Regions from separate parts of the Mus musculus genome. Here regions 2 and 3 are each linked to region 1. A link is a contact called in ENCODE POLR2A ChIA-PET data. All regions are on one chromosome and are shown on one strand. The core of a region is the stretch at or near the end of the contact, and the rest is flanking DNA. Distances in the headings are between cores, read along the strand shown. Region 1 holds the start of 5730408K05Rik (RIKEN cDNA 5730408K05 gene). Region 2 overlaps Scgb1a1 (secretoglobin, family 1A, member 1 (uteroglobin)). Region 3 has its middle 22 kb from the start of Scgb1a1.

Evidence for each region. ChIA-PET counts read pairs that join two places held with the same protein, here RNA polymerase II (POLR2A).
Region 2: POLR2A ChIA-PET joins it to region 1 with 17 read pairs in embryonic stem cell. The contact joins the enhancer-like site here to the promoter of 5730408K05Rik in region 1. POLR2A ChIA-PET finds 5 or more read pairs at or near these places in 3 of 5 experiments (Patski and embryonic stem cell).
Region 3: POLR2A ChIA-PET joins it to region 1 with 13 read pairs in embryonic stem cell. The contact joins the enhancer-like site here to the promoter of 5730408K05Rik in region 1. POLR2A ChIA-PET finds 5 or more read pairs at or near these places in 3 of 5 experiments (Patski and embryonic stem cell).

The regions. Positions count from the first base shown.
Region 1 is chr19:8,886,761-8,890,330 of GRCm38, reverse strand. It overlaps 5730408K05Rik (RIKEN cDNA 5730408K05 gene), which reads left to right and starts at 1,561. Exons shown (of 1, transcript NR_027866.1): 1 at 1,561-1,944. It overlaps Lbhd1 (LBH domain containing 1), which reads right to left. Exons shown (of 6, transcript NM_001286103.1): 3 at 3,081-3,296; 4 at 1,083-1,207; 5 at 231-328. It overlaps 1810009A15Rik (RIKEN cDNA 1810009A15 gene), which reads right to left and starts at 1,448. Exons shown (of 4, transcript NM_025463.3): 1 at 1,367-1,448; 2 at 1,083-1,207; 3 at 231-328. The coding sequence starts at 1,405. Snora57 (small nucleolar RNA, H/ACA box 57) reads left to right here and starts at 1,646; the gene lies at 1,646-1,795. It also overlaps Mir5136.
Region 2 is chr19:9,080,819-9,084,388 of GRCm38, reverse strand. It overlaps Scgb1a1 (secretoglobin, family 1A, member 1 (uteroglobin)), which reads left to right. Exons shown (of 3, transcript NM_011681.2): 3 at 578-747. The coding sequence ends at 625. Among named protein-coding and RNA genes, the nearest start is that of Scgb1a1, 5.4 kb to the left of the region's middle. Within about 2 kb of position 1,744, at least 2 of the 3 ENCODE cell types and tissues checked have a DNase peak (open chromatin) inside an H3K27ac peak, as active enhancers do.
Region 3 is chr19:9,064,344-9,067,913 of GRCm38, reverse strand. It overlaps a transcript of Ahnak not described here. Among named protein-coding and RNA genes, the nearest start is that of Scgb1a1, 22 kb to the left of the region's middle. Within about 2 kb of position 1,568, at least 1 of the 3 ENCODE cell types and tissues checked has a DNase peak (open chromatin) inside an H3K27ac peak, as active enhancers do.

The sequences.
Region 1 (3,570 bases), core at 312-2,811:
GACTGCTCTTCCAAAGGTCCTGAGTTCAAATCCCAACAACCATATGCTGGCTCACAACCATCCATAACAAAAATCTGATGCCCTCTTCTGGAGTGTCTGAAGACAGCTACAGTGCACACACTGTAAATAAATAAATAAATAAATAAATCCTAAAAAAAAAAAAAAAAAAAAGATAAAACCCAGGTAAAATCCAGACTTCTTGTTGTGTAGCCTCTGTGCCCAAGACTTACCTTCCATGGCTGCTTTTTCTTTCTGGGCAAGTCGGATCTGCTGCAAGAGTTTCCTGCGCTTCTTCCCAGACAGCGTGATGTTGGCACGAGCACTGGACCTGAGTGACAGGAAACAAAAAATATCCAGGTTCATTTGTACCAAACTGAGCCTCAAAAATGACCCCAGCTAAGAAAAGGTCTCACTCTGTAGACCAGGCTAGCCAACAGGCAACCTTTCTGTCTTAGTCTCCTGGCACTGGAATTTAAATGGGAGCATCATTGCCCAGTTTTTGTTTTATAAGGTCTCTGCATTCAAATTACTGAATGGGCTCTGGTGTCCTCAGGGAACTCTTTAACACTTAAGACTTTTTAACAATTTGACTTCAATATGTACCTCAATAGTATTAAGTCAGTAAGTTCTGAGTTCGAGGCCAGCCTGGTCTACAGGGTGAGTTCCAGGACAGCCAGGGCGACACAAAGAAACCCTGTCTTGAAAAAAAAAAAAAAAAAAAAATCCAGTGAGCAGCTGGGGGGTGGTGGGGGTGGTGAAGGACTTTAATCCCAGAACTTGGGAGGCAGAGGTAAGTGGATCTCTTAGTTAGAGGCCAGCCTGGTCAACACAGAAAGTTCCAGAACAGCCAGAGCTACAGAGAAACCCTGCTTGAAAACCCGAGACAAAACAATCAACAACAGCATCAGAATCCTGTGAGCAATGATACCATAAGAGGCTAGTAGTTTGGAAACTAACATAACTCTCAACTAGTTGCTGCATAAACGTGAAAGAGAACAAGAAATTTGGAGACCTCTGGGATGCTCTGAAACCTGGTAGGAAGTGGGTAGGAATGTCCAACCGGAGGATAATACTGTACGTACGCCCGCTTCTTGAGGTGGTGCTTCGTAGTCAGCCCTTCGTCTATCACAGCCCCGACCACCTGGCGTTTCCGTCGCCGATCCCTGCTTAATACCCTGCGGCGCTTGAACAACTTCTTCTTCAGCTCCTGCGGAAGAAAAAGATGCGCATGTAAGGTTCTGCACACCCACCCGGGATCCTCCGCACCTAACAACCCCAGCCCCTAACTAATCCTGTTTCCAAAGAGGAAAATGCCGGGAAGCAAAGGGAAACAAAGACGCAGTTCCCACTCCCACAGTTCAGTCACCGTCCGGGGACGATTGATCTTTCCTCCCGGAGGTGCCATGGCTACACTCCGCGGCTCATTCCAAAAGCCGCACTTCCGCTCCGCTCACAGGTTCCGCCACACGCAAAAGACCCCGCCCTCTGATGCCTCCGAACCAATCGCAGCTTGGAGGCGGGCACCAGGGGTATATAAGGTTGTTCCGCGCGTTGCGGGGCCTTTCCAAGGGTGGTTTTCACGTGAGTCTTGATTTTGTCTTTATATGCGAGGGAACTACTGGGAACTGGGCCTGACTTTGTAGATCCTCCTTTTCTTGGCGGGGACCGGGCGTGCGGTCCCGCTCCCCGTAATGTACGGAGGTAGAAGAAAGGGCTCTGGCCCTCTCGGCGTTATGTCTTCGGTGCTTGCGGCTTCCCGTTCGCGGGTTCTATCCTCAGACGCCGGAACACTTAACCGTGCAGAAATGTAGCTAGGTCCCGCAGTCCCCTCTGGGTTACTCAACGCTTTTTATTTTATTTTAGGTCGACATTGACGCTCCCGGAGTGATGGTTAACATTTTCTTTGCTGTTTATTATTGAATCAATAAAGTCTGTGAACCCTAAGGACCCTGTGTTCGCTACCTTTTTTTTCTGCGACTCGTAATTTGCAAATCTTTAGGACCGAAAGCACATGTTGGGAGTGATAGTGACTATTCACTAAAGATCTCTGGTCGATCTTGTGGGGGGACTTAATAAGCTAAATCTCAACCAGGATGTAAATCTTTATGAGTATAGAAAGTGCGCTCCTAAAGGCATGGGAATCAAACCTGTAGTTATGGTAAAAAGCCTAGCGTAATGGTGCGCACGTGTAATCAGCAGAACTAACCTGGGGTAGCATGCACCCTTATCTTCAAGCTTCCTGGCATTTAAACTGGCGGTAGGCACAGCTTTCTCACTAAGATATTGGAAGTAAAACTAGGATCTCAATCCTCCACAGGCATGCCCTGTGGATGTTCTCGGGGTGGACTTGTCTCCGTGCTGGGACCTACATAAACAGCCTTATACAAGGAGGCCATTGCCATTCCCAGTGCAGAATCTGGGAGCCCTAGCATCCTTAGGTTCCTCACAGCTCTCCAGGGATAATTGTTGCTAAGCGAGATTTGCCTGAGGATTCAAGGACCCTCCTTTTCAGCTGCCCTACTAGAAGTAAGAAAAAAAAAATCCAATGGCTGGACTGGGTATAAAAATTAAGCCCTAAACCGGGCAATGGTGGCCCACACATTTAATCCCAGCACTTGGCAGGCAGTGACAGGCAGATTTCTGAGTTCAAGGCCGGCCTGGTCTACAGCGTGAGTTCCAGGACAGCCAGGGTGATACAGAGAAACCTTGTCTCGAAAGACCAAAGAATAAAAGTTAAGGCCTTATAAGACATTCAGTTAAATCTCAAAAGATTTCTGAGAGTTTCCATTCTGCTTTTGTTGGTCAAACATAGAGTTGGAATTTTGCCATTGTATGAATAGCTAGTAATTGAGAGTGTTTTCCTGGTTTGCACAATTTGTGTCCTGGTTCATAAACCTGGAGCCTGAGGGTAATACTGGGTTACCAGGTGGGGAGACCTGACATCATTACTGGCTGGGCTCAATCTGAACTGCAGAGCTGGTGTGAATTGTGTGTCCTGCAGCTTAGAGTAAGCCAAAGAGCTTTGAAAACAATAATAATGGAGATGAAATTGGAGGAAAAAAAAAAACACCAATACTTACCCCCAAAAGTACTGAGAGGTGGGAAATGGGGATATTCCATAAATCGTGTTCTATAGATGCAGGACCCTGTTGGGTCCCAAAGAGGACAGAGATTGGGAGTTTCCTGACCCTCTGTATCTTCAGGAATCCAGAAGGCATCTTGTTCTTGACCCCAGCCAAGTCCAGGGTTTATTGTTCTTAAAGGAGATGTGGGATCCTGTGGGATCCAGGCCCAACCTGGGAGAAGAGTAAATATTCTTGATATGCTGTGTCTTTAATTGATTTGAGACAAGGTCTCTCCATGTAGCCTTGGCTGGTCTTTAACATGTAACAGGACAAGCTGGCTACCATGCCTGACCCAGATAAATAAAGATTTAGTTGTTTTAGTGTGCATAAATGTTTGCCATATGCATGTCTGGTACATGAGGATGTTAGAAGAAATCTGATCCCCTAGACCTGGAGCTACAGATGCTTGTGAACTACCACAAGAGTTCTAGAAAACAAATCTAGG
Region 2 (3,570 bases), core at 495-2,994, 190 kb before region 1:
CCCATTGACAACGGACTAGGCCATCCTCTGCTACAAATATAGCTAGAGCCACAAGTTCCACCATGTGTTTTCTTTGATTGGTGGTATAGTTCCAAGGAGCTCTGAGGGTACTGGTTTGTTCATATTGATGTTCCTTCTATGGGTCTTCAGTCCCCTTCAGCTCCCTGGGTATTTCTTTGGCTCCTTCACTGGGGACCTTGTGCTCTGTCCAATGGATGACTGTGAGCATCCACTTCTGTATTTGCCGAGCACTGGCAGAGCCTTGCAGGAGACAGCTATATCAGGCTCCTGTCAGCAGGCTCTTGTTGATATCTGCCTAGTGTCTGGGTTTGGCGGTTGTTTATGGGGTGGATCCCCAAGTGGGGCAGTCTCTGGATGGTCATTCCTTCAGGCTCTGCTCCTAACTTTGTCTTTGTAACTCCATCCATGAGTATTTTGTTCCCCATCCAAGGCCTTCTAACCCTCAATTCCTCTCAGAATTTACTGTGGCTTTTGTCTGATAAGTCTCTGCACCACTACTGCATCTACTTCTGAGGTTCACTCACTATTGGGGGTGTGGGGTGTTTCTTTATTCTAGGAGAAAATCCTAACAAGTCCTCTGTGTAAGCAAGATTTAAGATTCTGAAGCTCACTGGATTTCAGAGATATTCTACTGCTAAAGCCTTGTCACTGCCCTGTGTCTCCTCGGCTCCTCGGCTTCCCCACACCAACCCCTCCTTCCTCTTTGCAATAAACTGCGAGCATCTCACCTGCCTGTGTGCAATGGTCTTTTTCTGTACCTGCTGGAGCCAGAGCATTGGAGCTGGAGTGAGTGAAGGGAACCAGAAGTAAGGGAGGACAGCTGAGTCCTGCCCTGGTGCCACACAAGATCCCACAAGTCCTCCTTCCTCTACACTTCAGTTATTTGCCATCAGTAGACTGCAATGCCCTACCTAGTAATAGAATGTTAAGTCCCACCATCTATTCAACAGCCCTAGCCTAGCTTGTCTAAAAGACCTGTAATACCATCCCTCCCTCCCCATGTCTGGTCCTAAATGTTACTGGATTCTAACTCCATCCTCTGGGCTACACTATTCCAGCCAGGAGCCTGATAGGCATCCCTTAGCCCTTCTTTGTCCAATCAACCGAGACCTCTGGGGTCATTCACTCCTTCAATATCTCCTGGCCACACCATCATCCCTGGCTGCTGCAATCCCAGAGGCCCCTTTACAGGCTGCCAGCTGACTAACTGCTAAGCAATTCAATGACCATGCATCCACCACAGGGAGTTTGATCCCATGTAAAATCTTAGCAGTGTTCCCACACTCCAGTCTTAAAAGCATACGGACCATAAATGTTCAAGCTCAACACAAGACCCATGACAGCCCTTGTCTCCCCCTTCTCAATCCAGACATCCCCTCTCTTCGACCTTTAGTTCCTAAAAGTCAAGCCCCACCTTGGGACCTTTTTGTACTGGCCACACACAATATCCGCTGCCCAAAAAGATGTTGATTGGTTTAGAATTTGTCCTAACATCAGCGAGCCTCCACTGGAGCCGGGCCACACCATCCCAAAAGGTTGAAAAAAGAGTAGAGTTGGAGGCGTGTGCAGAAGAGCTGTATGTAGAAATAGAAAGGGAAGAGGCAGAGGGCACCGGAACAAGGAAGCTATGGAAGAGAACGCCAGCCAGCCAGGCAGCCAGTTCAGCGCCTAGAAGCAGCTACATGGGCGGTTACGGGCCACGCCTGCTCCTGCGTCGTGGCCACCAGGGGGCAGTGTAGTCCATGCTACCGCCCCCTGCGAGTTTGAGGACTAGACCCCGCACCAACCCTTTGACTTTTGGGCGGGGCAGATGGTGAGAGTCATTCTCTAGCATCGATTTTAAATCGTTTTATCTGGCCTCTAAAGCTTTATTTGGGCAGAGTTTGTTTGCTTGTTTGTTTGTTTATTTGTTTGTTTTTGTCAAAATTCTGAGGAAAAACCCACCGAAAGGCACACAAGTAGTCTAGCACGGCACACAAGTAGCACGGCTGAAGCCTTCCAGTGACCGGCCAGTCCTATTGGAATTAGGAGTAATTCCACTCCCACAAGACCTCAAAGGCCATCCTGACATATCTAGACTCTGAGATGGCCCTGAAGACAGAGAGGACCAAGAATTGGTCCACCTGCCTGGTTTTAAAGTCCCATAGCAGAAACTGCAACCTTACAAGCTTTGGCTTGGCAGACATTAGCATATCTCTTTTATTTCTCACACAACCCAGAGCGGAGGCCCAGCTCCTGCCCTACTGATGGTAGAACCTCCCACACAGGACTCTTCAGGGTCAGTAAACTAGGGATAATGATGAGAAAAGTCCACCATAAACACTCATTTGTGTACACAGCACTAAAGCCACCACACCCACTCCTTCATTGTCTGCCAGAGGAGGGGCTGGGATTGTAAAAATTCCAGGGCAGGTCAGGGGGACCAGTGATTCCAAAAGAGACTATTTGTGGCAGGCTGGGCCCTGGTGGCGGCCCACTCCTTCACTCCCAAGGCCCTAGATTCTTCTGCATCCAGGTCATTCTGTCTAAGGTGCATATGTGGCCTCCCTCGAACTACCCACCTAGGTGAGCATTATTTAAATGGACAAGGTCCAAGGTCATAAAAAGTTGCGAATTTTAACGACTTATTCACTGCTAAGAAAGTATTTACCTTGCACAAACACAATGCCGATGACTGGGAATAAAAGGAAATACAATTATATTGCAGTGAATCTCTGCCTTAGAGATATCTGCTTTGGCAATGTGCAAGAATGTGTATTAGCCCAGAGAAAGGTACATACCTTAGGTTCTTCAAATGCAGAGAGTACTAGGAAACGTAGCTATCAGGAAACTGTTCGCTGTGCAAACATGAAGCCCCATGAGCACCCATGAGAGCTGCTGGGCACGAGGTGAATCTACGCATGCGCGTGCGCGAGTGCATGGCCAAATGCAAAAATGAACTGACTACAACCATAGAAAAGGTGAATTATCTGTGCAGTGTAAATGAAATTGGAGAAAAATAGGAAGTGGCCATTGGGATTTTGGTTTTTTTTCCCTGACCTGCTAAGTTAATATCTTGATCCTGCTAGTAGGCCAAGGTCCTGCCCAGGCCAGCATAGTTGGATGTTGTTGATGATGTTGTTTTAAGGAACCACTTGCTAAAAGTGGTGTTTACATTTCAAAAATAAAGAAAGGCTGAGTGTAGTGATGCCTGCCTTTAACACTCAAAGGCAGACAGTCTGAGTTCTAGGTCAGCTAAAACTACAGAATGAGACCATCTCAGGAGAGAGAGAGACAGAGAATCTATACTTCTATTTCTATAATCAGCCATCCTCACTATGAATATGCCAAACTAAAACATAGGAGGCAAATACACACTTCCTGAATTTGAAAAGTATTAAGCTCAAACTATGAAGATGATATTTTAAATGTTTCTGAGTCAAAAAATAAAAATAAAAAAGATTAAAAGCAGCATCTAGTGATACACACCTGTAATCCCAGCACTTGAGAGGCAAAGGCAGACGGATCACTACAAACTCAAGACCAGCTTTGTCTAAAAATTCAATAGCC
Region 3 (3,570 bases), core at 319-2,818, 180 kb before region 1:
TGCCATGCAAATGAGAATAGCTAAATTCAGTCCCCAGGACCCGTGCAATCCCAGCACCAGCAAGGCAGAAACATGCAGGTCACTAGGGCTCAGCAGCCAGCCATGTAAATGGGGTTGTGGAACCTGCTTGGGTGGTAAGTAGTGATCTAGCAGGGAAGACTTAACTGGGATTTAAAGATTGGAAAGACGTGGGCCAAGCAAAGCCAAGAAAGAGCATCCTGACAGACAGTGAGAACCCTGGTAGAGCATGGGAGGAAAGACTAGCTACATCTAGGGGAGTACAAGGGTGCCAAGATAAAGAAAATGACTTACATAGGGGCTATTGAGGAAGCTGAGATCTGAGATAGAACTTTAGACAGCACAGAAAGTGAGTAGTCATGCCGAAAGTGCCAGGCAGCTGGAAGTCAAGGTGGAGAGGCAGATTTGTAGCCCTGGAGACCCCTGTGGTTGAAATGCAGAACCTGCATGAGAGGCAGAGAAACTGTGAAGAGAAGCGGAGGTGGCTGCACAGAAGCCCCATGTGGGGATTTCCAAAGTAGTAATGGTGTTGCCCTCAGGGGGCAGGAGGAGCGGGTGGGGAGATGAGGAGCACGGAGGAGCGGGTGGGGAGGTGGGAGCACCCACAGTTCATCACGGTTTTGTTTCTGCCTGGACCACAGTGGCGCTCACAGGAGGAGAAGCAGCTTCCAGAGAGGGGAAGGGAATCATTCTGGATTCCGGTTTTGACTTCTATTGTATAAATGCTGAATTTGCCTGCCAAGAAAAGAGGGTAGCAGCACACACCTGTAACTCCAGCACTCAGGAGACTAAGGCAAAAGGACTGCTGAGAGACCCAGGCCCACCTGAGCTACAAGCTGAGATTTGTTTCCAAACAAAACAAAATTCAGGCAAAAAAAACTCAGACATATAAGACCAAAACAAAAAAAAAAAATTTTTTAAGAATTTTAATTTAAAAACAGGGAAGCTAATTAACTAGAAATGACCAGCCTAGAAGTGAGATTAGACATCACACAGGTGGATATGTTCCTCTGAACAAAGGCAGAAAAGAAAACAAAGGGATGTGTTTGAGTTTTTAGGGGAGAGAAAGCTTTTTCTTCACTTCTCCTTGTGGTGTTAAATTGTCACAGCCTATCAACTCTAAATCCAAAACATTCCTAAAATCTATCTCTCTCTACTTCCATCTGTAACCCTCCCAGTGCTCATGAGTTCTCCACTAATGAATTTGAGTCAGTTGCTGCCTCTGCTCCCTTCAGCTCATCTTCCACTATGGCGTTTGTGAGATGAACACATACCCACATACCCAAATACACACACACATACCCACATACCCAAACACATACATACACGCATACACACTAAGCTGCAGCAGAAACACAGAGCGGAAAGAAAGGGATGAACTCAGAGAAACCACTGTGGAACAACACAGATTTTCCCAGGCCTGAGCTAGAGAAGCACCAGCTGCTGGGAGAGCCAGGTGTCTAGACTGGTTACCAAGGCAACCAAAGAGTGCACTAGCAGATGCAGAGAGCACACCCTCTTCTTCACCCTACAGTGACAGGAACGGCTTTATGAGCCCAGTTTACTGGTTCCAACCCATGCGATTTTACTGGTACCACCCAGCACCTGGCATACCAGGGGACACTCTAAAGTGGGAAACAGCCACAAAAGTCACAATGACTAACCCTTACTGCGTTGTTATAGTGTTCCAGGCACTGTGCCAAGTGTTTTACATGAATAAAATATCTATGAAGTTAAGATCAGACATGAAGACACCAAGGTTTAGGGAGATTGAGGAACGGTTAACAGCATTAACTTCCTGTTTGGACAGCTGGCTTGTCTCCGCCCTTCTGCTGAGTGAATGGGCTCTGTGGACTCTCCTAGCTCAGCTCTAAGGTAGGATTAAATAAGATGAGTCATGTTGAAGCATTTTAGCTAATGCCTAGCACAAAAATCATGGTTTCTATTGATCACTATAATTGCTGTTATGATTGATGGTTAGGATGTCGATCAAAACAAAAGCAAACTCATGTCTCTTTCTTACATGAAAACCACCAGTGGCTTCCTGCTCCTCACAGGAAGGTCTCACTATACCCTGCCTGCTGTAAAACACTCCAGCTGTGCTATGCCACACAGAACTTGCTAGACATGCTCTGCATGCTACTGCTGCCTCCCTGCCTAGAACATCCTCACTTTCCCAAAAGGAAGAAAGGTAGGCTGTCCAGCCTAGGGGCTGAGAAGATAAAGTGACTGCCATACAAGTATAAAGAACAGCCAGGCGTGGTGGCGCATGCCTTTAATCCCAGCATTTGGGAGGCAGAGGCAGGTGGATTTCGGATTTCTGAGTTCGAGGCCAGCCTGGTCTACAAAGTGAGTTCCAGGACAGCCAGGGCTATACAGAGAAACCCTGTCTCGAAACAAAACAAAACAAAACAAACAAACAAACAAACAAGTATAAGAAGCTAAGTCTAAAACCCCAGCACTCACATAAAAGCTGGTGGCATTGCTCATAACCCCAGCCCTTTGGTCTTACTGGCAGGCTTTACTGACCACCCCGCTCCAGAGTCTACAGAGTGAGTCCCAGGACAGCCAGAGCTACACAAAGAAACCCTGCCTCAAGAAACCAAACCAAACCAAACAAAAGTCATTGTGGATGATCAAGGAAGACACCAGACATTGACCTCTGGCCTCCTCATGAATATGGACACACACATAAATTCACAGTAAAGGCTGGGGAAGAAACTCCAAGAAAAGCAAATGTCTTAGAACCACTTTTTAGTGGAGTTTTAGTTGTATCAAGGACAGGTCTGGGTCTCATCTCTTTTCTACCAAAACTTCAGGTCAATCCTTGGAACAAGAATGCAGTTTAAAGGAAGCTAAGAGCATAAGGTATTTATGGCATAAGCCTAAGGCAAGATATGGGGTCAGAGGGAGGCTGTTCTAGCCTCGTTCCCTCCCAGAAACTTCCTCATTCCCAGACACTTATCTTCTGTTGTTTCACACCTTTTCCAGTCAGCCAAGTGATGGGACTATTGCTGGTAATTGCTTAGAATCATTTATTGGAATTAGTAGTAGTAGTAGTAGTAGTAGTAATAGTAGCAAAACCAGTAACAAAAAAGGAAAAGAAACCTAATCTCAAGGATAGGTGGCCTCTGATGGATAATTAGCCACATATTCCCATGAAACATGCTCAATGTGTCACAGGCCCAACCCAAAGAGAACAATAGTATAGTTAAGAATTTCTGAGCGCTTCCTTCATCCAGGACACTTTCCCTTTGTAATCTCATGTCACCTTTATGTGACATTATGATTCTCATGGCTCTGTTGCCCTGCTTTCAGCATGAGGGAGGCTGAGGCTAAGTTCAGACACCTAGCCAGGGAGAAAAGCTGGAACTGGGTAGCCTGAACCCTAGAGCTCCACCTACTACGCTGCGCAATTGATTTATTCCATTGTTCTGTCTGCAGAAGGGGCTCTGTTATGATCGACATATAGAAAGATGGGGGCATTTGTACTATTAATGAAGTTTTCTTTTTATTTATTCTTTGGGGGTGGAGGACACATAGTCAGAAGAC